Linked DNA regions of Homo sapiens: regions 2, 3, 4 and 5 are each linked to region 1. A link is a loop called in an ENCODE intact Hi-C map of the cell type or tissue named here. Cell type or tissue: A673. All regions are shown on one strand. Region 1 has its middle 13 kb from the start of LINC02808. Region 2 overlaps AGBL4 (AGBL carboxypeptidase 4). Region 3 has its middle 28 kb from the start of ELAVL4. Region 4 overlaps AGBL4 (AGBL carboxypeptidase 4). Region 5 overlaps AGBL4 (AGBL carboxypeptidase 4).

What was found. Hi-C counts contacts between places; a loop is a spot of excess contacts. Peaks named below come from ENCODE experiments on the same cell type or tissue, not always from the same donor. Only the 100,000 strongest peaks of a DNase experiment are listed, where the experiment ranks them.
Region 2: a loop joins it to region 1, with 12 times the contacts of the local background. A loop is called at or near these places in 13 of 110 quality-filtered maps.
Region 3: it touches region 1 in a loop (2.4-fold over the local background); 7 of 110 quality-filtered maps call a loop at or near these places.
Region 4: a loop joins it to region 1, with 2.9 times the contacts of the local background. A loop is called at or near these places in 13 of 110 quality-filtered maps.
Region 5: it touches region 1 in a loop (3-fold over the local background); 28 of 110 quality-filtered maps call a loop at or near these places.

Annotation. Positions count from the first base shown.
Region 1 is chr1:50,331,144-50,336,143 of GRCh38, forward strand. No RefSeq gene overlaps it. Among named protein-coding and RNA genes, the nearest start is that of LINC02808, 13 kb to the left of the region's middle. RefSeq lists an enhancer at 1,745-2,245 and a silencer at 1,929-2,128. In A673, CTCF peaks have their summits at 2,050 (motif pointing left) and 2,609 (motif pointing left); DNase peaks (open chromatin) are centred at 2,048 and 2,568; H3K4me3 peaks cover 702 bases; H3K27ac peaks cover 402 bases.
Region 2 is chr1:48,913,841-48,918,840 of GRCh38, forward strand. The region is part of intron 5 of AGBL4 (AGBL carboxypeptidase 4); the gene reads right to left. Among named protein-coding and RNA genes, the nearest start is that of BEND5, 140 kb to the left of the region's middle. In A673, a CTCF peak has its summit at 2,873 (motif pointing right); DNase peaks (open chromatin) are centred at 2,501 and 2,891; H3K27ac peaks cover 802 bases.
Region 3 is chr1:50,078,481-50,083,480 of GRCh38, forward strand. It overlaps a transcript of ELAVL4 not described here. Among named protein-coding and RNA genes, the nearest start is that of ELAVL4, 28 kb to the right of the region's middle. In A673, CTCF peaks have their summits at 2,657 (motif pointing left) and 2,862; no DNase peak of the experiment used is centred here.
Region 4 is chr1:48,570,635-48,575,634 of GRCh38, forward strand. The region is part of intron 11 of AGBL4 (AGBL carboxypeptidase 4); the gene reads right to left. Among named protein-coding and RNA genes, the nearest start is that of SPATA6, 100 kb to the left of the region's middle. In A673, a CTCF peak has its summit at 2,198 (motif pointing right); a DNase peak (open chromatin) is centred at 2,217.
Region 5 is chr1:48,674,726-48,679,725 of GRCh38, forward strand. The region is part of intron 6 of AGBL4 (AGBL carboxypeptidase 4); the gene reads right to left. Among named protein-coding and RNA genes, the nearest start is that of BEND5, 100 kb to the right of the region's middle. In A673, CTCF peaks have their summits at 2,768 (motif pointing right) and 2,976; a DNase peak (open chromatin) is centred at 2,786.

The sequences.
Region 1 (5,000 bases):
GCTAGAAAGTGGCAGAGTTGAGATTCAAACCCAAGTGATCTGACTCCAGAATCCATCCTCTTCACCACATCCATCCTACCTTACTGAAGAAACAGGGCAGTCCCAAAGAAAAGAACTCCCCTTTTTTGATATTTATGTGTCCCCCCCACAAAACAAAAGGCCAAGTCCTGTCTGGTCCACCCAGAGGGAAATCAGCCCCATCTGCCTTCACAGACATCCAATGCCAGTCAACTTCTTGGACACTTATCCTTAACTATGGACAAAAGCCAAGGACCAGTAAAGATTAAAGAAGCCTCCAACCAACAGGAGGAGAGATGCAGAACCACAGAGAGACCACAATAAAGCAACCAAACAAAAGAGGGAAGCTGGAGGAGACAGAGATAAGTCAGCAAACCGGAGGGAAAAAAATCACTATTGATATCCTCAGAGAGATAAATACAGAGGCTGTATCTATGTTGTGGGGTGGGGGGAAGGAAGAACAGAGAATGAACAAGTATGATAGCTGAAATTAAAAATTCAGTAGAATGGTTGGGACATATATATAACGAAATAGCCTAGAGAGTAGAAGAGAAAGACAAGCAGAAGGGAAATACAGAAAAGTGAAAAGACACAGGAAAAGCAGGGCTGGAGGCCCAAGCTCCAACTCGCAGGAGTTGTGGAGAGCAAGCAGACAGAAGACTACTAAGGAAAAATAAAGTTTCACAGGACTAAAAGACAAGTTTCCACATTGAAAAGGGCCACCCAGAGCCTAGCACAACGAATGATAAAAGCCACCACGTGACAAGTTTTGTGAAATTCCAGAATTCCAAAGATTAAAAAAAAATCCTCAAAAACAGCCAGAGAGAAAGAAAAGCTGCACATAAGGAACATGAATCAGAAGGCATGAAGCTTCTCAAGGGTCACTCTAGGTGTTCGAGACAGTGCAAGGCACCCATGTATAAAGGAGAATGATTTCCAACCCAGAATTCTATGCTTAGCTGAATTATTGATCAAGTGCAAGGGCAGAATACGGAAAAGTCCACATGGATGAAAATTCCCCCACCCCTGCCCAATTTCTTAGGAAGCAATTAAAGTTTTCAAAAGAAGGGAGCAAACCAATAGAGACAGAGGACCATGAAATGATCCTGGAGAGACACCCTTGGACCAGAGGGTTCCTGCAGACAGCTGGGTAGTGCAGTTTGGGAGGGAGCATTCCTCAAGGCAGAATACCGAACATGACAGAGGAGGTTTTGTCGGGAAGCTATAGGATGAGAAGCCGTGGCAGTTTTGATACAGGTTTTGGGAAAACTAACAGCTACATTTTCTTAAAAGGAATGCTGATCACTGAATTACCTAAAAATAGTGCTTCAGATATACCGGGCATGCGCATGGGGCTGGAAGACAGCTAATTCCTTATTTATTCTAACAGGGAGACAACAGATAAAGTCTAGCGTTGGTAAATTAAGAAATCGCAGCATGAGCATATTATTTTGAAGTATGAGGGTAAATGCCAGAAAATACAGGTAAAAGTGGCTAAAGTGGTTGCCATCAGAGTGCAGAACTGGGAGGATGGATTGGGTGAGGCAGGAGATGGCTGTTTTTCCATAAAGAAGAAGCCTTTCCATTTGCATCCAGCCTGGGCCTCAGATTTCCTGAAGCACTTTCACATACAATATGAATTGGTTTCCTCAAGAACCCCCCATTACAGAGACAGGAAGCAGAGGCCCGGACAGAACAGTGACCGCTCAAGGTCACGCAGCAAAGCCTGGGCCCCCAGCGCTGGTTTGGTAGACCCCATCCCCACCCCGCCACCCCGTCACCCCACACCCAGAACCACACCCAGAACCAGAAACCAGCTAAAGGCCAGCTGGGGCGCCAGACGACTCGCCCTGCCCCGTCGACGCCCCAGACGGTGTTGCCGACCTCCGCCCCGCAGCGCTGGTGTGGGCGCGGCCGGACCTCACTCAGCCTGCACTGCCCCGCGCCGCTCGCCGCGTCCACACTGTCCTTGGGAGGACGCGCGGGGAAGCCGCGCACGATGCGGCAGCGCCCCCTGCCGGGCTCCGGGCGCTCCGCTCCCAGCCGGCTCGGCGAGTGCTCCGGGAAAGGGGTCCGGACCCCACACGCACTGGGTTCCAGGACAGGCTCTCGCTCGGGCTGGGCCGACTCTGGCCCGCCTAGGCCCCGGGCACGCTGCAGTGAAGGCGGTACCCTCACCACAGTCACAGAACGTGTCGGCTGCCCGCGCGTCCTCCCAAGGACAGTGGACGGGAGCTGGGGCTGGAGAGGGTAACGACCTGCCCAAGGTCACACAGCACCGCAGTGGCACAGCCAGGACTGGCACCCACACCTCCCGCGGAACCTTGCAGGGGCCCAAACCACCTGGGTTCTAGAGCTCCTTGAACTGGCCTCTTGGGCTTTAGGGAAGAGCTGGGGACGAGGGAATGGGGTGGGGCCACACCACATTAGCACGGACCCTTGGGTGACTTGGGCGGAAGACGGGGCGTCAGGGCCGCCTGCGCGCGCGTGACCTCCAAGGGTCCTTCTGGCGCTCCTCCGGCGCTGCGTGCGGCGCTGGGCTGCGGCTCACCCGACACACCGGCGGCAGCCGCGGCTGCCCCCTACTGGCGGAAGGAAGAGTCGCCGCTCCGGGGCCCTTGGCGGCCGCCGCTCTTCGCGCCTCCTTGGCCTGGCTGCCACCCTTCCACCCTCGGGGGAGACCCCGCGCTCTGTGCTCACTCGGGGAAGAGAGGCTCAATCACGGCCTGGACCAGCACTAGGGACCTAAACGCTCTTCTCAGTGTGCGTGAAGCCAGGTCCTCAAATCCGCCTTCAGTAAGAGCAGCACAGGGTCGTGGTTAAGAGCATGGACTGCAGAGCCCGACTGCATGAGTCCTGGCTCTGCCTCTCCTCAGCTGTGTTACCTTAGGCAAGTTACCAAAACTCTGTGTGTCTCAATTTTTGCTACCACAAAATGAAAATAGTACCTAATACATAGACATTGTATGTATGTGAACGCTTAATTTAACTGCATAGCAACCCTATGACGTTGATACAGTTATTCCCATTGAATGATGAGCCACAGACAGGTCAAGTAACAACCAAGTTTCCGCAGGAAATAAGTGGTGGAGTTAGAATAAAAATCCAAGTAATCTGGCTCCAGGATCCCTGCTTTTATACACCATGCTAGACCCGGATGGTAATAGAACCCACATTTTAGGGTTGTCCTGAGGGTTCTATGAGCTGACGGATGTAAAGTGTTTAGAATGGTGACTGGCACACAGTAGGCAGGAGGTAAGTGTTCACTGAGCACCTACTGTGTGGCAGCACTGTACTAGGCACCTGGGATACAGCAGTGAGCAGGCTGATCCAGCCACACCCTAGTGAAGCTGCCAGCCTAGAGAGGCAGACATTGAACAAGCCTGACAAACATTTAGGGTGCCCTGAGATTGAGGATCCCAGGTCAGAGGGTGGCCCAGACCCATACCCAGCCACTGACAGAGGGCCAACCTCAGGGAAGAATCCAGTACAGAAATCTCAGAGTAGGAGACAAATACCCCAAGCTGAGAAAGGCACTCAGAGGAGGTGCCTTCTGACTTGAGCCTTGAGAGCTAAGGTCTTTGCCAGGCAGAGGTGAGATGGGATAAGGCCCCTCCTCTTGCAGCCATTCACTCTGCCCCCACCTGGAAGTCCTCAAGTCCCCCCTTCTAAGGCAGGAATCGCTGGCGAGCTGGTTTGGATCCACAAGACAAATTATCTTGGTTTAAAGAACCACTCCCAAAGCCCACAGAGAATATTTTTCCAGGTGGGGGAGAGGTGTGATGAGGGGAGCATGAGGCCCCAGAGAGATTAACTCTAAATGGGCCACCTCAGGAGGCAGAGAACTCATCCCCATCAAGGTGGACAAGAGGCTGGAAAGCCACCTGCAGGTGTCTTGTGGGGGCCTCCCTGGGCAGCCAGAGCAGTGGAACAAGCTAACTTCACTGGTTCCTCTCTGTGACAAATCAGATTGCCCTTTCAAAATGTCCTTGTTGATGCCCCTCGGAGGGCTGCGTGGATCTCAGCCGCTCTTCCCCCGTGCCAGCCAGTTTAATCAGATGGCTTTCCTCCAGACTCCTGACTGTAGCCTGAGCTTGCCAGAGAAGGGAGATGTTAATCAGGTAAGGATGGATTCTAGGAAAACAAACAGGAGAACTTTGGTGGGCTGGACAAGCAGCAGACATTTGTTGAGCCCTTCTTTTGTGGCAGATCCCTTACTAGATGCTTTACATTTACGATTTTATTCTTAATCCCCAGAGCAGCTGTGTGAGGCAGAAGTAGTATTTATTATTCCCCATTGTCTATGTGATTGAACCAAGACTCCGGAAGCGGCAGAACTTACCCAAGGTCACAGGGCTGGCGAGCAGCAGAGGCAAGATTTGAAACCAAGTCTGGGTAACATTAGAATGGGAATCTTTTCCACCACATTCCAGTGTTTCCTTAGAGGAGCCTGATGCAGGGTAGAAGCGATGGGGGAGCAGAGGGTTGGGGAGAAAAAGATGGAGGAGGGGTTTTTGCCAGGCAGGCAAAGACAAAGAAATGCAGGTTGGAAGGAGACAATGTCTCAGCCAAGGTCTTCATTTTCTCCCTAGGCCACATAAAATCAGCTGGGCCGAGGCCTCCTCCCTCTGCAGGGTATTTTGAAAACCACCCACCTCTAAATTTCTTCTGTTCCTGTGCTTTAAAGTTCCTCTAAAAAGTTGGAATAAATTTGCCTGTCTTTTCTCCCAGACAAATGCAGAGGAGGAAAACAAAAAGAACACGTATTTTATGAACGCAAATTTGGGACAGTGACACCTCCAATCATTATTTTATGGCATGATGATATACAGTAATTAGGTGTCAAGAGTAATCTATGGCCACAAGAACAGAGTCATCTCTGCGAAAAAAAATGCTCTTTCCTCCCAGAAGGAAATCTGAGTGTGGAGAGGGAGGGGGCGGGAACTGAAGCCTGCAGAAGGCAACGCACAGCTGCCTACTGG
Region 2 (5,000 bases), 1.4 Mb before region 1:
AGAGGTTGGGGACTGCTGGCTTAAGGGTTTCTGGATCCAAGTAGATTGTCATGGGATTTTCATACCCGTGGAAGAAGGGTTGGTTTCGAATCTGGGGAAAGATAATGAGTCCTGTTTTAAAACACATTTCAGGTGCCTGAGATATCACAGTGGAGATATCAAGTGGGAAGTTGGAGGAAAGATTGGGAGTTCAAGAAAAAACAAAGTAGCAAAGCACAGATTTGAGTGTCTGCTGCAGAGAAATGATAATTGAAGCCACGAGAGGGGATCAGATCATACAAGAAGGCTGTGGAGAACGAGAAGAGAAGGCAGCCTAGGACGGAACCCTGAAGAATTCTAAGATTTGAACATTAGATAAGAATTGCTAACAAAACTGACTGGAAGGGTGTGGTGGAGGAGATAGAAGGGCACTCAGCAGAATGCTATGTCACAGTAGCCTATGGAAAATAGTGTTTCCAGATGAAGAGGATGGTCAGCAGTGTCATTAAAAAAACAGAACAGCATTTGCTGACCTTGACCAGAGAAGCTTCTGTAAAGTTGAGTGGGGCAGATGCCAATCTGTAAAGGATTGAGGAATTAGTGTGAAATGAGGGAGTGGAGGTAGCAAATATAGTAAATTCTTTTAAATAACTTTGTGAAAGAAAAGTCAGCAAACCTAGAGGGGACATGGGGTTAAGAAAGTTATTTTTTGTTTTATTTTAATATGGAAGAGACTTTACCAAAGCTGATGTGAAGGCAGTTCTCCTTCATAACACAGGCATGTAGTTAATACTATGTTTATAAAATGTTCTTTTGTTCATTCTCTCATGTCCTAGAAGCCTTGTGAGTTGGGTGGAAGAAGGACTGTTAACCAGTTTTTTAGTTGATGTTGTTAAATAGATGAGGAAAGTCAAGCACTAAAAAGAGAGACTTTGCCTGCACTCACCCAGTAGGTTAGTGCAGAGGCAAGACAAGTGTAGTGCCCAACACTGTCTGACACATAAGGAAGAGGAAGAGGAAGAGTTCAGGGTTTCTCAGAAAATGTCAGACTTTGAGCCAAGAACTTTCATATATCTCAGTATTTCTCTACCCAGGCTGCACATTACAATCACCTGCAAAGATTTAAAAAATATCAAAGATCTGACCCCACACTAAACCAATTAAATCAGTCTTACACTGGAAGTCCAAATTCCTCTGTAAAGCAGACTGATTCGTCCGTGAGGAAATCTCTATCGTGTTATTTTTCTGTTTTACTTATTTGTTATTTATTATTACCTGGAGTATGAAAAAGAAACATTTTAGCATGACATTCAAGACTTTGTACTAACCTCTTCAGCTTCATCTCTTCTAATCCTCACATTCCTGAAGATACTACCCATTCTCCCCACATTTCAGCCTCCATAAATCTTTTGTTGCATTTGGAACATGCTATGGCTTTTTGTACCACTATGCCTTGGTACATGCTGTTCACCTTTTCTGTTGCTGGTGAAGTCCTAGTCATCCTTCAAGGCCAGCTCAAATGCCACTGTCTTTGGGAAATTTTTGGTCTTCTTGACTATACAGGGACAGTTAATTACATAGTTATTTGTACTTTTGGAACATTGTCCCCACTCCTGTAGCACAGAAAAGTATTTTCCTATTTGTTTATATCTCCCATCTCCAGCCTGTGCTAGCTTTGAGCCCAGGGACTGTCTTGGTCACTGTGATATCACCAATATGTGGCATAATGCTTGGCACTTGTTAGTGCTCAATAAACACTAAAAAACGTGGTTCTCATAGTGTGTTCCCTTGGTCAGCGGAATCAGCATCACCTGGGAACTTGTTAGAAACGTAAGTTCTTAGGCTAATCCCAGATCTACTGAATTAAAAATACTGGGAGTGGGGTCTAGCTCTCCAGGTGATTCTGACGCATACTCAAGTTTGTGAACTGCTGTACTAAAGGATAGAAGGAATCAAAGAGGATTTCTCTGTGAGAAACAAGAGGGAAGGTCTCCCAGGGAAGGAAGCCTTTGGATTGGGCCTGATAGGGGTAAGATTTAGATACTAAGAAATAAAAGAAATAAAATAAAAAAAATTAAATTTTTCTCTCTGAAAGAGAAAAATGTAAGAACAAAGCAAGGAGATACAGAAGTATAGTGCATGGTCAGGCAATGCTGTTGGGCCTAGCTGCCTTGAGCCTAGAGAGAGTGGAAGAAAGTAAAGGAAGATCAGTTTGTTAATCAGCAGCTTCTCTCACTGGCCCATAAGTTCTTCCACAACAGGAACTGTGTTTGTTTTAGCCATATATCCTGATATCTGGCCCAGGGCAAGGGCTTAGTGAATGTTTGATGAATGATTGACTGAAGGCAGCTTGACTGAAGAAGAATGTCAGAGAAATAGACGTTCTGCGAGATCAGCCATATCATGCAACTGTTCCTGAAAAGGAAAGTACAGGGAAAATGGTTCCCCTGCAGTTAGAGCATAAACTTTCCCATCTGGCTCCATCTAGTGTCCTAATGGGCAGATTTCTGATCTAGGACATCTCTAGCCACAGAGGAAACATGCTCTACTCACTTTGTTATGCTGCAGGCACAGGGAGGAGAGGGAGGCGGGGCAACTGGGGTACTCAGGCCCTGTGCTTACTCCACAGCTTCAGATTGAAAACAACTTTAGGTCTGAGATTTCTTGATATTTCTAATTTGCTTATTTCAGTTAAATTTCCTGTAGTTCCGTTTTTTGTGTGTGTGTGACACACACACACACACACAGATACCTTTCTTGCATTTGATGTTTCCTTGTTCAAAAAAACCTGTGACTGATGAGAGACAAGCCTTGCTGATGCCAAATTCCAAAGGCTGTGCACTCAGAATCTTGAATTTCCATATCAGGGCATTTGTGACAGGTTTTGGTCATGTTCTGTAACCTCCACCAGGGGGTATCCCAGACTCTAGCAAAGTAGCATGAAGCCTAGGACTTGGGAAGGGGTCGTTTTTCTTTAAGGGTGATTAATAAATTATTGTCAATGCCTTTGATAAGGATTGAATGAGTGCTATTCTAAGGAAATAATCAGAGATGCAAAGAAAAGAGGTTGGTAAGAAATACAGTGACTGATATGTTGACTTGTAGAATTAGCAGCAATTTAAATTTAAATTCTATTTGTATAAATTTTCTATAATGAATGTTTATATTTAAAATATGAAATTACATTAAGAATTCAGCAGTAGCAGAAAAAGAAGGAAAATGTTAGGAGATGAAGAGAGGGATATTAGTCATTTTGGGGAGATGCAATCAAGTAGAAAATATGTAGTTCTAGTAGTTTGGGAAAACGTATTTTGCCAATATTACCCAGTATAATCCAGGACCTGTTCTTATTGCTGACCAAGAGGTCACATATTTGATGTTTTAATGAACTATTTTTTAAAGGATTAATTTATTTAAAATTATTATTTATAAAATACATTTATTTAAAAATAATTCCTACTTTTAAAATAATTAAATAAAATTAATTTGTACTTCGTTAGGCAATTTAGTTTTCAAGACCAAGATGCTACCTATGAGACAATAGATGTGTAGGCTGGTTGAAATGTTTAACCAGCTAAGCTGGAGGTAGAAAAAAAAATCACACATTTTTGATAATATTTATCCTTAATGAGCCCTCTATGAATACATCATTTACCTAGCAGCTGTACTATCCCAGATATTTTCACATAAATCTCACAAAACTCCCATGAACAAATCTTGACAGATATGCCACAATCCTTTTGCCTAAAAGAACACTGTCTCAAAACTGGCAGGTCAAGAAAGATTTGCTGGTACTTCTTAAGTGCCTCAAACTGACATTGTGCCTGTCCTCTCACAGATTTATATCAACAAATGTTCATAATGATATTTTGATATAGATGCTGTTAGCTTTGTTTTGTATATGAAAAAATTGGGGCTCAGAGAGGTGAAATGACTTCCCTAAGGTCATACAGCTAGTACACAAGTAGCAAAACCTGGTTGAAACAGATTTGTCCACTTGCAAACCCAGGTACTTCCTACTATATTCATCATTTTTATAGGGATCACCTCCAGGGGATGATTAAAAGGATAGAGGAAGAGAGGCAGTGACTGAAGCTCTCAGGAAGCACCACTGTGGCCCAGCTTCTGCTTTGCACTCCAGTGACCTTGAGGTTGAAAGGGACAAAGGAGCAGACTCCCCTGATGCTCCGTGATGAGTCAAGGGTAAAGGCAGCTCTCAGGGAAACAGCTGGCCTTTCTCCAGCAGCCAGGCCTGGGAGATAAACAGATCAATGCGGACACTCACCTCCACCTAATGAGCTAATGGCGCAGCCGGGGCACTGCCTTATTGGATTGCTGGTCGTGCTGACAAGCCTAGAGTTAAGCAGGTCCACTGCAGGGGTGGGGGCCTCATTATCCCCCAGCTCCTAGGGAGATCCAGTTCCTTCATATGAAAGCTAGGAATGCCTTGTTCCTTTATTTGTTTGTTCATTCGTTTGTTTGTGTGTGTTTGTTTTTACTCATTCTCCTATGACAATGTTGAGATTTGATAGGATGATGTCAGTGACCTTTCTGCTTTGTGGACCAAGTGTCACAGATGACGGAAACAACTGCCCTCCAAAGAGGCAGCCTGGTGTGTTGCTGCAATGGGCTGAATGTTTGTGTTCCTCCGAAATTTATGTTGAAATCCTAACCTCCAATGTGATGGCATTATGAAGCAGGGCCTTTGGGAGGTAATTAGGTCATCAGGGTAGAGCACTCACAAGTGGGATTAGTGCCCTTATAAAGGGACCCCAGAGAGCTAGCTAGCCATGTTGGGATACAACAAGAAGATGGCAGTCTGTGACCTGGAATAGGCCTCTCACCGAAACCTGACCATGCTGGCATTGTGATCTTGGACTTTCAGCCCCCAGAACTGTGAGAAATTGTTGTTTAGATGTCACCCAGTCTATGGTACTTCCATAGTAGCCTGGACTAAGACAGTTGCTAGGAGCCCTCACCTGGGCGTCAGCACAGCTGTATACCAATTTCATAGTGACTCA
Region 3 (5,000 bases), 250 kb before region 1:
GTGGCCCATTTTACAGATGTCAAATTCGAAGCTCACTTACAAGGTAGTCAGTACCAGGGGAAACTGGGACTGAACAAAGGGAACAGAGGTCTGACTCCAAAGCCAGTAGGGCTATTTGGATGGTCTCAAGGTTCCTAGGTGAGTGGAACTGGAACATTCAGTTCGTCCTACTGTCTGTCATCTCTAACCCCTTTGAGGATACGATCTCTCACTGATCTGTGGCAGAGGTAGAGCAAGTGAAAGAGGAAAGGTGCCTGTGGTGCTTGCAGTCTCCCTGGAATGTCTTCTGTGCTCTCCCTGTGCAAATCCCACATCCTGCTGACACCACCCTCTCTTCTCCATTCCCGTGCCTATCACATGTGCGTCTGTTGGTGGCCATGCAGGTTATGGCTGTTTATGTTTGTGATGCTCCTTCCATTGTGAGCTCAGAAGGGTTAGACCCATATTCATTTTTCCATCTCCTACCTGTTTGAGTTTCCATTGAGTACCATCCATTAAATACCATCTGCTGGATCTGAGTTCTAGTTATTATCCATCTCTCATCAAGTGATGAAGTCTGGGTGATTCATTTGCCATCTAAGATGTTCAGTTTCTGCAACTTTTAATTTGTAATTATTTATTATTATTTTTTAGATGGGGTCTTGCTTTGTTGCCCAGACTGGTCTCGAACTCCTGGGCCCAAGAGATCCTCCTGCCTCAGCCTCCCAAGTAGCCAGAGCTACAGGTGTGTGCCACTACACCTAGCTCTCCATCTTTAAAACTGGGATAATAACTGTCACAAGTTGTATTCCCCAGGAAGTAGATTCTGATGTAGACTAGCATGTAGGAGATTTATTAGGGAGCGTTCTTGGGATCATCACAGGGGAAGAGAAGGGAAGGAAGCAGGATCAGGCAAAGGGAGAAGAGAGGTTACAGTACATTTTTAATGAAGGCCTCAGCCCCTTCCATGAGAAGCTCTGAAGCTAAGATAGCCTTTCAAAATAGTCCTGAGTCAGGGTGAGGGTGTCAGGTCTTTATACCCTATGTTGATCACTCACTGGATGTGGACACCTCAAGAAGGGGGCATGACCTTGGGAAAGACAATTCTCTCAGTCAAGGCAGTTTCAAAGAGAGTTGACAGTTGAGGGTTGTCTAAACTAAAGTTATTCTGTTTCAGAGGAGGACTTGGAAGGCATCACAGCCTCCCAGTAACCCAAGAAACCAAGTTGGTTAACCCAGTTACTCAAGTAACAACTTCACAGGAAGGTTGATACATGTAAAAGCATACTGTAAGGTGTTAAACTTAAGGTTTTAGTTGTTGTTAATGTTAAAAGTAATATTACTGGGGCTGGGTAAATACTTCTTCAACTGAGTTGATTCTGTGTTTTTAGAGCAGCTTCTCAATAAAACTCATGCAGTTAGTATACACCCTTGTTTTATTCTTCTCACTTCCCAAAGACACCCTTCTCCCTCTCTCTTTTGTTATTAAGCTCATCTTAAACGTGCGTATGCCATCCTATTTTAAAACCTCTAGGGTTGGTTTGATTTGATTTCCTTTCCACTGAAATGACTGTTCTGAACTCTGACCTTAATCTGGGATGGTTAGAACAGCTGGAAGCACTTTCTTGACTGTCTATCTATCTTCAGACTTTATATTCCATACAGTCTCAGAGAAAGTTTAAGTGCGGTCTTTAAACATTGCTAACATTAACAATTCCCATCAATGAAGTTAACTAAATGTAAATCAGTACTGGCACTAGCATTCCCAACTTTGTACTGATCCTGGATAGGCTTGTAAGGCTCAGACGTCAGAATATCTTAGCAGAAGCTGACAACAGGAAAAATGAATGTTCTAAAGATCAAGAATATTGAGCAACTATGAGTCAATTCCAGGGACTAGCTGCTTATAGAAAAGAACTGTGTATGGGAGTTCAAAGGTGTAATATGTTGTTGATTTCACACACACACACACACACACACTCACACACATACTGATGTGGTCAGGCAATCATTCTCTGAATTCCATCATCATTTGATTTCTCTCAAATATATATGTGTATATATTTCTAACTCACAAATCTCATTGTGTCATTTCCCTGATGAAATATCTTCTGTAGCTCCCTGACATCTCCATCAGAAAATCTAAAGTCTTAGCAAAGCTCTTATGTTCCCTAAATATGCCAGAATTTTTATGCTGCTGTGTCTTTGGGCATGTCGTTTCCTTTCTGCAGAAAGCTTTCTCATTGCTTATGCATCCTTCAGGTCTCAGTTCAGATGTTACCTCCACTGGACAGCCTTCCCTGGCTTCCCCACAATGACACTTGCTGTTCTGTGCTGCCTTTCCTCCAAGACAGTGAGCTGCAGGATGGAAGGAAATAAATTCGTGGACTAGTTGGAGGGGTGAGAAGATCAGGGTAGAGAGAGAATGGGAGAAGTTATATGCAAAGCCTTTGTACTTAAAACTTTCATCTTGCAGAGTCGATACTCGGTTATATGTATCTCTAAAAGTGTGACTTAATATATCTGATATTTCATTTTGTTCTTGGCTTTAAGAAGAACCAGAATCTTTTGATTCAAGGATTAGAAGAGCTTCTAAAGGTAGGCTTTCTGACAAAAGGAAAACTTTCCCCTGACTGCCCTCTTGTGGAGGTGCCAAAATAGCCCAAAGATGGCAAGTCCATAAAATCATCATAAACCTTAATTGAGAGAGCAGTTTTCTGTACTGTCTGTTGTACTGGTTAGTCAAGCTGCCATATGCATATAATTACATATTTTTAAAATTTGAATGTGGCAAGGCATGCCCCAAACTGAATTCAGTTTGTCTCTGGTAAATCAGATGGTTCTTCAAGAATACAGAATACCCAGAGTGAAGGTTATGAACAGCACATGGAGACAGGCCACATGTGATTAAGAGCGGTCTCTGGTGGATGAAGTGCTAGATGCACACTAGCTTTCACTAGCACTTTAAGTTCCATTTCCCCTAGGCTCATGCCATGCCTAAGAATCATCTGCTGACCTATGTTAAAATGCTGATTTCTGAGCCATTCATCCAGATTCTGATTCAGTGTGTCTGGGCTAGAGCCCAGGAATCTGCCTTTAATAAGCACACCAGGGTGATGCTAATGGATGTAGCCCTTTTGAATCTTGCAGTGGGGATGGGTTTTATAGAGTCATTTACATGCTTTTCTACAACTGGGGCAACTTTCTTATTTTATTTTGAAAATTTTTTATTGTTATACTTTAAGTTCTGGGATACATGTGCAGAATGTGCAGGTTTGTTACATAGGTATACACGTGCTATGGTGGTTTGCTGCACCCATCAACCCGTCATCTACATTAGGTATTTCTCCTAAAGCTACCCCTCCCCTAGTACCCCCACCCCCTGACAGGCCCTGGTGTGTGATGTTCCCCTCCCTGTGTCCATGTGTTCTCATTGTTCAACTCCCATTTATGAGTGAGAACATGCAGTGTTTGGTTTTCTGTTCCTGTGTTAGTTTGCTGAGACTGATGGCTTCCAGCTTCATTCATGTCCCTGCAAAGGACATGAACTCGTCCATTTTTATGACTGCATAGTATTCCATGGTGTATATGTGCCACATTTTCTTTATCCAGTCTATCATTGATGGGCATTTGGGTTGGTTCCAAGTCTTTACTATTGTGAACAGTGCCACAATAAACATACATGTGCATGTGTCTTTATAGTGGAATGATTTATAATCCTTTGGATATAAACCCAGTAATGGGATTGCTGGGTCAAATGGTATTTCTGGTTCCAGATCCTTGAGGAATTGCCACACTGTCTTCCACAGTGGTTGAACTAATTTACACTCCTACCATCAGTGTAAAAGCATTCCTATTTCTCCACATCCTCTCCAGCATCTGTTATTTCCTGACTTTTTAAAGATCGCCATTCTAACTGGCATGAGATGGTATTTCATTGTGGTTTTGATTTGTATTTCTCTAATGACCAGTGATGCCTTTTTTCATATGTTTGTTGGCCACATAAATGTCTTCTTTTGAGAAGTGTCTGTTCATATCCTTTGCCCACTTTTTAATGGGGTTGTTTGTTTTTTTCTTGTAAATTTGTTTAAGTTCTTTGTAGATTCTGGGTATTAGCCCTTTGTCAGATGGATAGATTGCAAAAATTTTCTCCTATTCTGTAAGTTGGACTAGGACAACTTTTTATAGAAGTCATGATTTTACCTATTCTCATCTATTGTCTCCATTAGAGCACTCTTTTTAGAACTTATGCCTTGATTTTTGGCTTGAAAGACATGGTCTTCATTTCCATACATGAGATTGCTAGTAAGAATTAGGCATTTGATCTATAACTATGGAACAGACTTTCTTTCCTGTCTCCTTTCCTCCTTCCCTCCTTTTCTCTGTAGCTACCTACCTGTCTGCCTAACTATGTACCTATGTACCTACCCACCTGTATTTACAAACCAACCTTCATTGTGCCTTGTACCCAGTGAACCAATGTGAACTTCAGAAAAGCCAGCCTTTCAGAATGGGGATTACCCTGGGATTTTGACCTTTTTGATAGGGAAAGATGAAAAAGCATTGGCCAGGAAGTTTAGCTCTCCTAGAGAATAATACCAACAGCCATTTTTTTAAGATATGGAGTCTCACTCTCACTCAGGCTGGAGTGCATTGGCATGATCATAATGCCCTGTAGCCTCAAACTCCTGGGCTCAAGTGATCTTCCCACGTAATCCTCCTGAGTAGCTGGGAATACAAGCACACAACACTTTACCTGACTAATATTTTTTATTTTTTTTATTTTTTGAGACACTGGGTATTGGTTTGTTGTCCTGGCTTGTCTCAAACCCCCAATGTCAAGTGATCCTCCCAACTCAGCCTCCCCCAACTGCCATTTCTTGAACACCTGCCAGATACCAGGCATTCTATAAGACTTTTTAGGTACATTATTACTAATTCATCAAAGTAGTTCACAGGTGAGGAAATTGGAAGCTTAAAGAGGTTATGTACTATGTAAGTCATCTAGAGTCTTTAAGGTT
Region 4 (5,000 bases), 1.8 Mb before region 1:
GCACATAGTAGGCAAACAGTAAATCTGTCTCTTCTCTCGAGAGATTCCCAGCTTTCTAAAACTCAGGCGCCTTCCTCATGCTGTAAATGTTGTGCATTCCCAGAATCCCAGACATCCACTCGCACATACTATCACTAAAGTGCTTAGCCAAGGGGATGTGTGCTTGAGATTTTCCAGTCTGCCTTAGTGCGTATAAGTAGGGGTCGACTACAGTCACACTTTCTTATGAGGGAACTCAAAAGAAGAATCCTCTTTTGCTTTAAAACTGGTCATCTGGCTTCGTGTGCCTCTGTAGTGGTGCAGACAGTTCTCCATCCAGGCAATCAGATGGCCTCCCAACCACCTGGTCAGCAGATCCCTGACTTATTGGGATCCCCATGAAGCGAGCACACAGAATTGTAAGGCGTAATAATAGATATCATCCCTTACCAGGAGCCAGTCACGGTGTTAGGTACTGACATGCATTAGCTCATTTAATTCTCACCACAACCCTGAAAAGTTTGTACCATTACTTGTATTCAACAGATAAGATATATGAAGTTCAGAGCAGTGAAGTAACTTGCCCAAAGTCACACAGGGCCTGGAAGTGGCAAAACTAGGATCTGAAACCAGACATGTATGATTTCTGAGTCTGAGTTCCCAACCACTGAGCCACATCAGCTCAAATCCCCGCATTCCTGGCCTTTGCCTGACCCTGCACCACTTAGTTGTCCTGGCTTTCTCCATAGCTGGGCTGAAAGATGTGATAGTCTCAGAGGATGGTGTGAAGGATGCACTTTACTCACATTTGCCTTGGTGTAGTGTCTAGCTAGACTTCAGACAGCTGCGTGCTTGCACTGTGTTTTGGGACTGTGCCCTTGGCATTCATCAGGGGACACTATGAGAGGCATCCTCATGACACTCATGTTGGCATCTGCTGAAGGAATGCTCTTGAAGCCAGAGGCCACTGCCTCCTACTGGGCCCCCACATGGATTCCCAGGTGAGATGTTTCTTTAAGAGCTCAGGGCTAGGAAATGCCTTTCATTGCTTTATTGTGGCAGGTGCTTTTGTTATAATTTACCACAAGTGATAAATAAATGAGCAAGCAAATTAAAATAACTGGCCCATGGACACATCCACCAGGATGTCATGTGGGCCTCGGGAGATTACTTTCTCACCACAAACCTTTCCTGTAGGACACACTGGGAACAGAGACTCCTCTGGGCATGCTGACAACCTCTGGTTGTCCCTTAACTCAGTTCACAGTTAATTCAGCCCCTCATCAGACACTCAAACAAGAAGCTACTCTGTCCTCTCTTGGGGAGGCAGAAGTGACAGACAGTGAACCCCAAAAACAGTTCCTTCAAGGTGAAGGTCAAGTCCCCAATTTATGAAAAGCTCAATAGGTATTACACTATTTGAATCTGAATCTGAACTATGGTATGAGGAATGGGGAAAGTGAAGGAGGGAGAGAGGGAAGGAAGAATTGGAAAAGAACAAAAGAAGGAGGCAGCAGAGTGGGGCTGAAAGGGATATGAGGAAGGACAGGGACTACCGAGCCCCTGCCCAGGTCAGAGGCCACTGTAAAAGGCACTGACACAGGTCCCCTCATTCAATCCTCAACATCAGTTAAGGTGTCAGAGCACAAAGCATTGCTCAAGGTCATCGAAGTGGAGAATACTTAATTCTCCACTTAAGAGAGGACAGAGTGGCTTCTTGTTTGAGTTTCTGATACTAAATATGTATTTAGTGCAATGCATTTCCACTATTCGCCTTGAGAGAGGGAGCTAAGGCGGAAGAAAAAGAGAAAAAAAAGTGGAAGAGGTGGGAGGAAAGAAGGGAGGTTGGGTGGGGGGAGAAGATAAAAAGTGGAGAAGGTAAGAGAGGGTGTAATAAAGTTATGTGCAAATTGTGTGTGTGTGTGAGTGTGTGTGAGTGTGTGTGTGGGAGAGAGAGAGTCAAATAGAAAGACAAAAAGACAAAAATGAAAACAAAACGGGGAATGAAAGAGGAAAGAGAGATGACCTATCAGGGAAGAGGAATGCTATGCAGAGAGAGACCTGGGAGAACTGAAGGGGGGGTGCGTCTCCTGTCTCCAGCCCCACAAAGATAGCTCAAGCCCTCCAGAGCATAGGTCTTAGCCCTGACAAAGGACCAGGCTGCCTTCCAATCCTCGATGTGGAAGGGAGCCTCTCACAGCAGCCATGCACCCTGGGGGCCAGGAGAGGGCACTTCAACCTCAGGCAACTGCAACAAAGCCGCAGCTTGTGGTCCCCCAAAGACAAGTGGCAGAGGGAAGGAGCTGGAGAGAGTCCAGACTGTTGCTCAGTTCAGTGGGTTACCAGCCCTGTGGCCAGTATCCTTCTGATGGAGCTAGGTTCTGATGCACATCCCTACTAACACAGGCTGGGAATTAAACTGACTTGGGTCCTCTGTGGCTGCCTCTACACCGGCCCAGCGCCTCCTCTAGGCCCTGCCCCTGCCCCTTCCCTATTCTAGATCTTTCTGTCCAATAGAGCAACATGCTTCCAACTTCTCCCCAGCCCCCTCCTGCTCTTCCCCTTCACCAGGAATCATCCCTTCTTTGAGTCCAGGGTGAAACGGTTTTCAAAATCATTTCTCGCTTACTATGCCATTTGATCTGCCCGGATATTTACAAGGTAGGTGCAGTAGGGAGAGTGGGAAACTGGCACAGATGAAGTGTCAGCTGTCTACATTCACATTAAAAAATTAAAATCACTGGACTTTCCAGTTCTTAAATTCCATGATGAGAACCCAAGTGTCTTAACTCTTTATCATAACATATTTCCTCAACACCAGACTAAGGAGGGCTAATATATGCTGTTTCTAGCAGAGCATCAAATACCAAATCCCAGTCACAGACTGAACCCTGGCTTTAGTCACAGATCTTGACTGTAGACTGAGTCCTGAGACTAATCCTAAATGAATTTGTCCTGGTAAAATTTCCAAACTATGCACGTGAGGACAGAGATTTCTATTGGGGTATCAGAGTACTCTGAACACACCTTTAAGAAAGCTGTTATTTAAGAATCTGAAGAACCTCTTAGGAATCTTAAGAACCCTTCATGGAAGTTTCCATGAAACCTATAATCCAAACAGATTTCATCTCTTCTGATAACCTAGGAATTTATTATTCAGATTTCATCCAACTGGGTACTTGGCTAGTAATAATAATAATAAGAGCATCGTTTATTGAGTGCTTATTATGTTCCAGGTAATCTATTAGGCACCTGAGAATTTGTTTTGCTTCCATCTACTCAAAACAACACTGTGAGGTAAATATAATAATCATTGTTACAGATGGACAAACTGAGGCTCAGAGAGATTAGGTCACTTGCCTAAGTTCACACAACTGGTAAATAGCAGAACCGAGATTTGAACCCAGGTCAGCCTGGCTCCAAAGACTATGCTTGCTTCATTCTATTATTAACGATGGCATCTGTTATATCTCAGCTATTAGCTTCTCAATCATATGGCTGATTTCTTCAAAGAAAGTGTCTTTTAGTGGAGCAATCAGAGGATTTAATATCAGAAGAAACAAGTTCAAGCTTCTGTGAGGATATTGCCCCACCACCTATGCACTGTTCCACCTGGACAGGCTTCCTCTTAATCCAATTCTGAGTTTCTGTACTTCTAGAGGCTGAGACTGGTCCTGGCTTAGGATACGAACACAGAGACAAAATGCACCTCCTTCTCTGACCCTTGAATTCCTTGTTTGTAAAATAGAGATAATAATACTCATCTCTACGGATTGCTGTGGGGATCAAATGAAATGATGGTTCCGAATACACTTTATACACTGATGAATGCTGTTTATTTCTGGATGGCTTACCCAGGTCTTGGCATTCTGCAGGAGCTTCATAAATACCATAAAAATATGTATATTTTTTTCTTTTCTTTTCTTTTTTTTTTTTTTGAACTGACATCCAAGCATCCTTTACCTCCTCTCTCTCCTCTCCACTGACTCATGGCCAAAACTGCATGGATTGAGAGCAGTGGTCCTGACCTCCTCCTCCCTCTAAGTTCCAACTTGCATCCCTCCCAGCCACAACTCCCACCTCCTGTCTCTTGAGACATATCAACAAGCCAAGCACGGCCACAACCCCAGCTAAAGGCCCTTGTCTCAGACAGAGTTGGCAGCTGCCTCCTCTTATTGGCAGCACATTTATCATCTTAAGGAAAATATTGATGGATAAGAAATCCCAGACAGGCAGCATGTCTTGGCTGGGCATGCAGCCTGAAGTGAGGTATGAGATGCTAGTTTTAGCGTCTTTCTGAAAGAAAGGGAGAGTTTGTGCTCCTGTAGAGAATGGCCCTGTGGCCCCAGGGGTCACAGCAAATCCTAAGATGACCATGTCCTACACGTAGTCGATGTTCAATAAATGTTATATCTAAATTAAATAAACCCTTTGAATGAGCCTGAAGGATGGAGGCCCTTTGTCCAAACCCTTCATTTTACAAATGGGATCTCGGGCAGGGTAGTGATTTGCTCGAGATCACAGCAAGTCAGCAGCAGAGACTGGATTAATAAAGTATGTGGCTCATGAATCTCACATCAAAATACTGTCCAATACCCAGTATTCCACTAGGAGATATCCCAAACTTCTGGCCAGACAGTATGATCTGACAAACTGGATCTGGGCTCCCGAGGGGAATCAGGAGGAAGGAGATCCTTAGATTTACTTTCAGAGCCGATCTCCCAGGAACACATCCTTTTAAAGATGAAAAGAGTTAGAAGGGCAGGCGGGTGTTACTTGGTGAGGTGCTGTGGCATTTACTTACGATATGTTCACCTATCTCCAACTGACCCCATTCAACTCATCCTGCCCGCTGCTGCCACAGTGACCTCCAGGCAGCACTGGTGTGGTTGTGGGTCACTGGTGCTTCACTAGCTGGTTCCCATAGCCTTCTCCGGCCTCATTGCCTCTCACTCCCTAACTCACACCCAAGGCCCAGACATGTCCACAGGAGGAAAGCAGCTCTCTGGACTGGGCACAAC
Region 5 (5,000 bases), 1.7 Mb before region 1:
TAAAGTACTAATAACGGTGCTTGTCACATGGTAAGTCCTCAATTAACTGTGGCTATTATTAGTCATTCTACATGTGTTTCTTGAGCTCCCAGTCACTCCCTCCCCCAGGAAGCCTGCTTCACCCCCAGGCAGTGAGTCACTCTCTGCTCTGTTCCCTCCCAGCCCCTTCTGCTATTATAGCAATTGCCCAGCAGTATAATAGTAATTTGCTTCTCTTTCTGTCCCGCTTTTCCCCTCTGGTGACTCTGAGCTTTTTGGGGGCAGAAGCCCTGTCTTATTCATATCTTCCTGGCACTCATTTTCTTTGTCTCAGACAGAGAAGGGCATTTTGACATGGTTGTTTTGATGTAACGGTTTTGAAATGGCTGCATCTAAATGTAAAATTGGTTTGGAAAATTACTAGGTACTGTGTGAAACAGACCCCCCCGCCACACCCATCGCATGTTGGATCTTCAGTGTCCTTCACTCCCACCAATTCCTTACTGTTCCTGCCATCCTCATCCCCAGCCTTGACCCAGAGCCCACCCTGAGCCCAATCTCTTCCCTCTCTCCCCTCCCTAGACCCCCTTGACAGAAGCGGAGCTCAAGGATGGGGGAAATTCTGGGATGAGAAGAACTAGCCTGAAATGTCTCCATGCCACATTATTTGCTAATGTTTTTTTAAGAAGTTGAAGGTGTGATGGTTTATTTTCTCAGCTGTGTCAAAATGTCCGCATATCAAAATAGGTGAGTCAGAGCAGCCTCATCAACGTGGCTGAAACAAAAGGACAATGTCAAAAAGATATGAAATCTGCATGGGAAGCCACCTGGCATGCAATAGTCCTCAATAATGGATTTTAAAACATCCATCATTGTAAGTGGATTAACAAGCAATCAGCTACACTTAACACCAACTCTCCTGTAGCAATTACTTTTTGTTCCAGTGAGGAGGATTCTACCACCATAAAAATCAGAGGAGTTAAGGATGCTGTCTGATATCACACAGCAGTCACAGAACAGTGACCATTAGAGCTGAGTATGGTCTAATTAATGTCACCATTTACAACCAAGACTCTAAGACAAAAAGTGATTTGACCAAGGTCTCACAGTGAACTGGATTTTTACATGTTAGATCAGAAACATTTGAGCAGTTCTTATATAACTTCTCCACCCTGTGCCCTAAATTCTAGGCCATGCCATCACCAGCGAATGGAATCTTTCTTGAATAAAATAAATTATAAAAATTTAATTCACAGGATATGTTTCCAGAGGGTGTTTTTATAGAATGCCATTATGTGCTCCTCGAAAAAACTCCTAGGATAAACCTGGATTCTTTCTACAAATTCTACCTCAGGTTATACCTGGGGTACATGGAAGTAGAGCTGGACAGACCTGGGTTTGAAGCTGTATGGCCTAGGTAAGTGGCTCCGCCATGGTTTCATCAGAAACTAGGTAAGGAGAGATGTATAAATCACAGTGCTCCACAAAGGTAGCTTTCAGTATTACTGATTTCAGAAACCTTCAGTCCTACCTTCCACCTTCTGGCAGAGCCATTCATTTAGAAAGGCTTGAGTGGGGGGTCTGAAGGTCTGAAGGTGCTGGCAGGTGCTGCAAGTGTGACCTGAGAACCCAGAGGTGAATGAGCATAATGGTAACAAACAGGGACTCAGGCACAAGCGCAGTGACTGCGCTGCTCTCTGAGTGTGTGAGCCCAGGCAAGTTACTTCACTTCTCTGTGCTTCACTCTTCTTGTCCATAGAATGTGGATCATAGCAGACTGTCTCACAGGAACGCCCTCAGGAGGAAATGAGGTTGTATTTGTAAAGCACGTAGAATAGTGCCTGCCACATAGGAAATCTGATATAAATGTTTACTGACTAATAGAAATACCTGATTAAGAACACCCAGTCAGGTGCTCTGCGTCTGCAGAGGGGAATGCTCATCTTGGGCCCTCCCTGGTGAACCATCCTGCAGAAACAGGCTCCTGTGGACAGTTCCTTCACGCTTTCCCCTAGGTATGTGAGGCTAATACACTGGCAAGAAACACGGTTTATTTTCTGTTTCTTAACCCTGGCTGCTTATTAGAACCATGCAGCAGCTTTGTAAAAATACTGATGCCCAGAACACCCCACTGACTGCCCCCACCAAGATTCTAGTTCAGTGTTCTGGGGAAGAACTCCAGCAAACTGTTCTTCTAATTTGCATTGTGGCTGCAAATTGTGCAGCCACAAGGAGAAGAGGACCAGTGGTCTAGTGTGAGCTTGGCCCAGGCTCTCTGCTCCCTGGGTCTCGGTTTCACCATCTGTCATAAGAAGGGGCGGAGCTAGGTGGTCTCTCAGTCCCCTCCAGTTCTAAAACACTTAAGCTCAAGAGGATCAGAAGCCCCAGTAAGTGGCTGGGGCTGGCTCTGATAACACCACTTTGGTCAGAACAACAGGCAAGGGTGTGGGGTGAGTAGACAAGAGAACATGCCTACATCAAGCAAATAATTTTTCTCAGACACAGTCTTTTCCTTGGAACAGGACAAGAAGTACCAATATAATAGACGTGCAGTGTCTCAGGGAACTCACAAAGCTTCCTGCAAGTAGATTGGATTTGTAAGAAAACGTAAGCTGCATGCATGAGGAGAAGGAGAAAGACATTTTTCAAAGGATGAAGGAAGAGGATTAACATATTCGCCACCACAGCAAAGAAGGGGTCCAAATACATGCATGTCAGGGTACAGATCCAGGCTCCTAGGAGGGTAGGAGAAGGGAAAGGAAGGGAAATCTCGGTGGTTGAGCACCTGCTCTGTGCCAGGCGCCAGGGGGCGCATTACTTATATAAGCTCATTGGATCCTGCCAGCCTTGCAGAACGGCTGGCACTCTGATCTCTGTCCTGCAGGCAGGTTAAAGAGCTGTGCCACTGGCCCCAGTCCACATGATGAGCAGCTGCGACGTCAGTCTAACTCCAAAACCCTGCGCTCTTCCCTGACAGCTTGATGCCTCACTTATCCAGAGCTTCCTGTCCTTGTAACGTCACACACCCAGATCACAGCAAAGAGCCAGAAGGAAGCAGAAAAGCCCCTAGAACAGTGCAAGCCAGACACACAGGGACCACAGTCAGGGTCCTGTCAAGCCTCAGGAGAGGCCTCCCAACTTTTTGGGGACACTAGGGTGATGGGGAGATACCTCCGGATTTCTGGAAAGAAGGGGCAAAGCTCATTGTTAGAGAGCTGGTCCACAAACACAGAGGGATGCAGAATGGGAACTGGTAGGCTACTAGGAGACGGGGGCCCTCCCAGGACACAGTTTCTGACTGCCTGACACTACGAACACGTCATCGAAAGGAAGCAGGTGTCAGTTGGCTGTGCTGCCGAAGTACCTCGGGAGCTCTGATGGGGCAGTGACAAGCCCAGCCTGTCTGTCAGGGACAGGGCAGCCTGACAGCGCTAGGATGGTCAGGCCTTCTCAGCACAGCCAGCACCACGGTGGGGTAACTGCACAGCTGCTGGCCACAGCCAGGGGACCTGCCCTCACCCATCCCGCCGCCCCCGCCCTTCTGCCCCACCTTTGCTCTCTCCAGTTGCCTTGTGGATGTCACTCAGCTTCCCCTCAGCTCTTGATTTGAGAGAAGGGCCAGGGATCATGCTTAGGACCAAACTGGCTCCACAGCACCCCTCTCTTTACTTAAGGGACTGAGGGGGAGAACAACACCTGTCAGAAAAATCCCAGTCCCTTCCACTCACACACATCTTGAGAATTTCCCCGGAACCCATGCCCTCTCTTTGCTCAAGGTCAGAGCCCTGACCACAGCCCACAGTGGACTGAGCTGACCCGGGCCAGATTGGGATCTTAGCTGTCTCCCTCCACACATGCCCTCTTTTGGCACATAGTAGGTACCCCATATGTGAATGTTGAAGTGGATGGAGAAGCCCAGCCTGCTCACTTTAAAGCCATGCCTTCAAATAGCACCCAGTGACTAGCTCTTGCGTTTTAATGGTGCAAATGTGGCAATAACAAAGGTGGTAAATGTCTATTTGTCTTCCCATCTTCTAGCAAGGCCATTCTCCAGTTCCTGAGTTCCCCATGGTGTCCTTTCAAAGCCCTTCTCTTTAATGCCAAGTGGAGGAGTTCCAGACAGCAATTTGCATTTTCAATTCTAGAAATCATTAATATTTTAAAGCTGCCAGCACCATGGTTTATTAACACACATTTCCTACCTGCTACTGTTAAAGGGAAACTTTCTGTTTGAGAAAATTTGAACATGGGGTGATTTCCCAACTTTGGTTCAAACTCTGCTCTCAACCCCTGCTCTTAGGACCACATGGTCTAGTGTGGGAGATGGATATGCAAGTTGACAGTGGAATTCTGAGTGCTCACTGAGTTGATTGAGGGAAGCACGGGGTACTGGGGAGCCCAGAGGGAACCCCCTGGCTCAGCCTGAAGGGTGGGCACAGGGTTCTTAGAGGAGGGCTTCTGATTTTAGGGTAACATTTGTACAGATTGTGGAAAGAATGTAAGAGAATCAGAAGGCCTGTGCATAGACACTGGCTTTTGCAACTACTTTGAGTTGTCTTGGCAATAGATTGAGGTTAAGATCAAGGGTCTCTGAGTCAGACAGGCCTGGGTTCAAATTCCAGCTCTGACACCACTGGCTGTGCAGCAATAATCATGGCTAATATTATTTGAGCTGTTACTGGGGTGTCAGAGAGAAGGCTGCCTGACAGGCCTAGGACGATGAAGCCTGCTCAGTACAACCAGGGCCACAGTGGGGGTGATCTCAATGGGTGACCACAGCCGTGGGAACCTGCCTTATCTATCCTCTCCACCTCTCCCTCCCAGCCCACCTCTGCACTCATCAGTGTGGGTGATTTCTTTTAATTCTCACAACCACCCTGTGGGGTCATTCTTGTCACCCTCATTTCACAGAGCAAGAGACTGATAATCAGACTCACTTGCTCCAGGTCACATGGCTAGCCAGTGGATAAGCCAGGATTTGATCTCCAAGCACTGAGTTCTTCTGCTCCTTATTCCAGAGG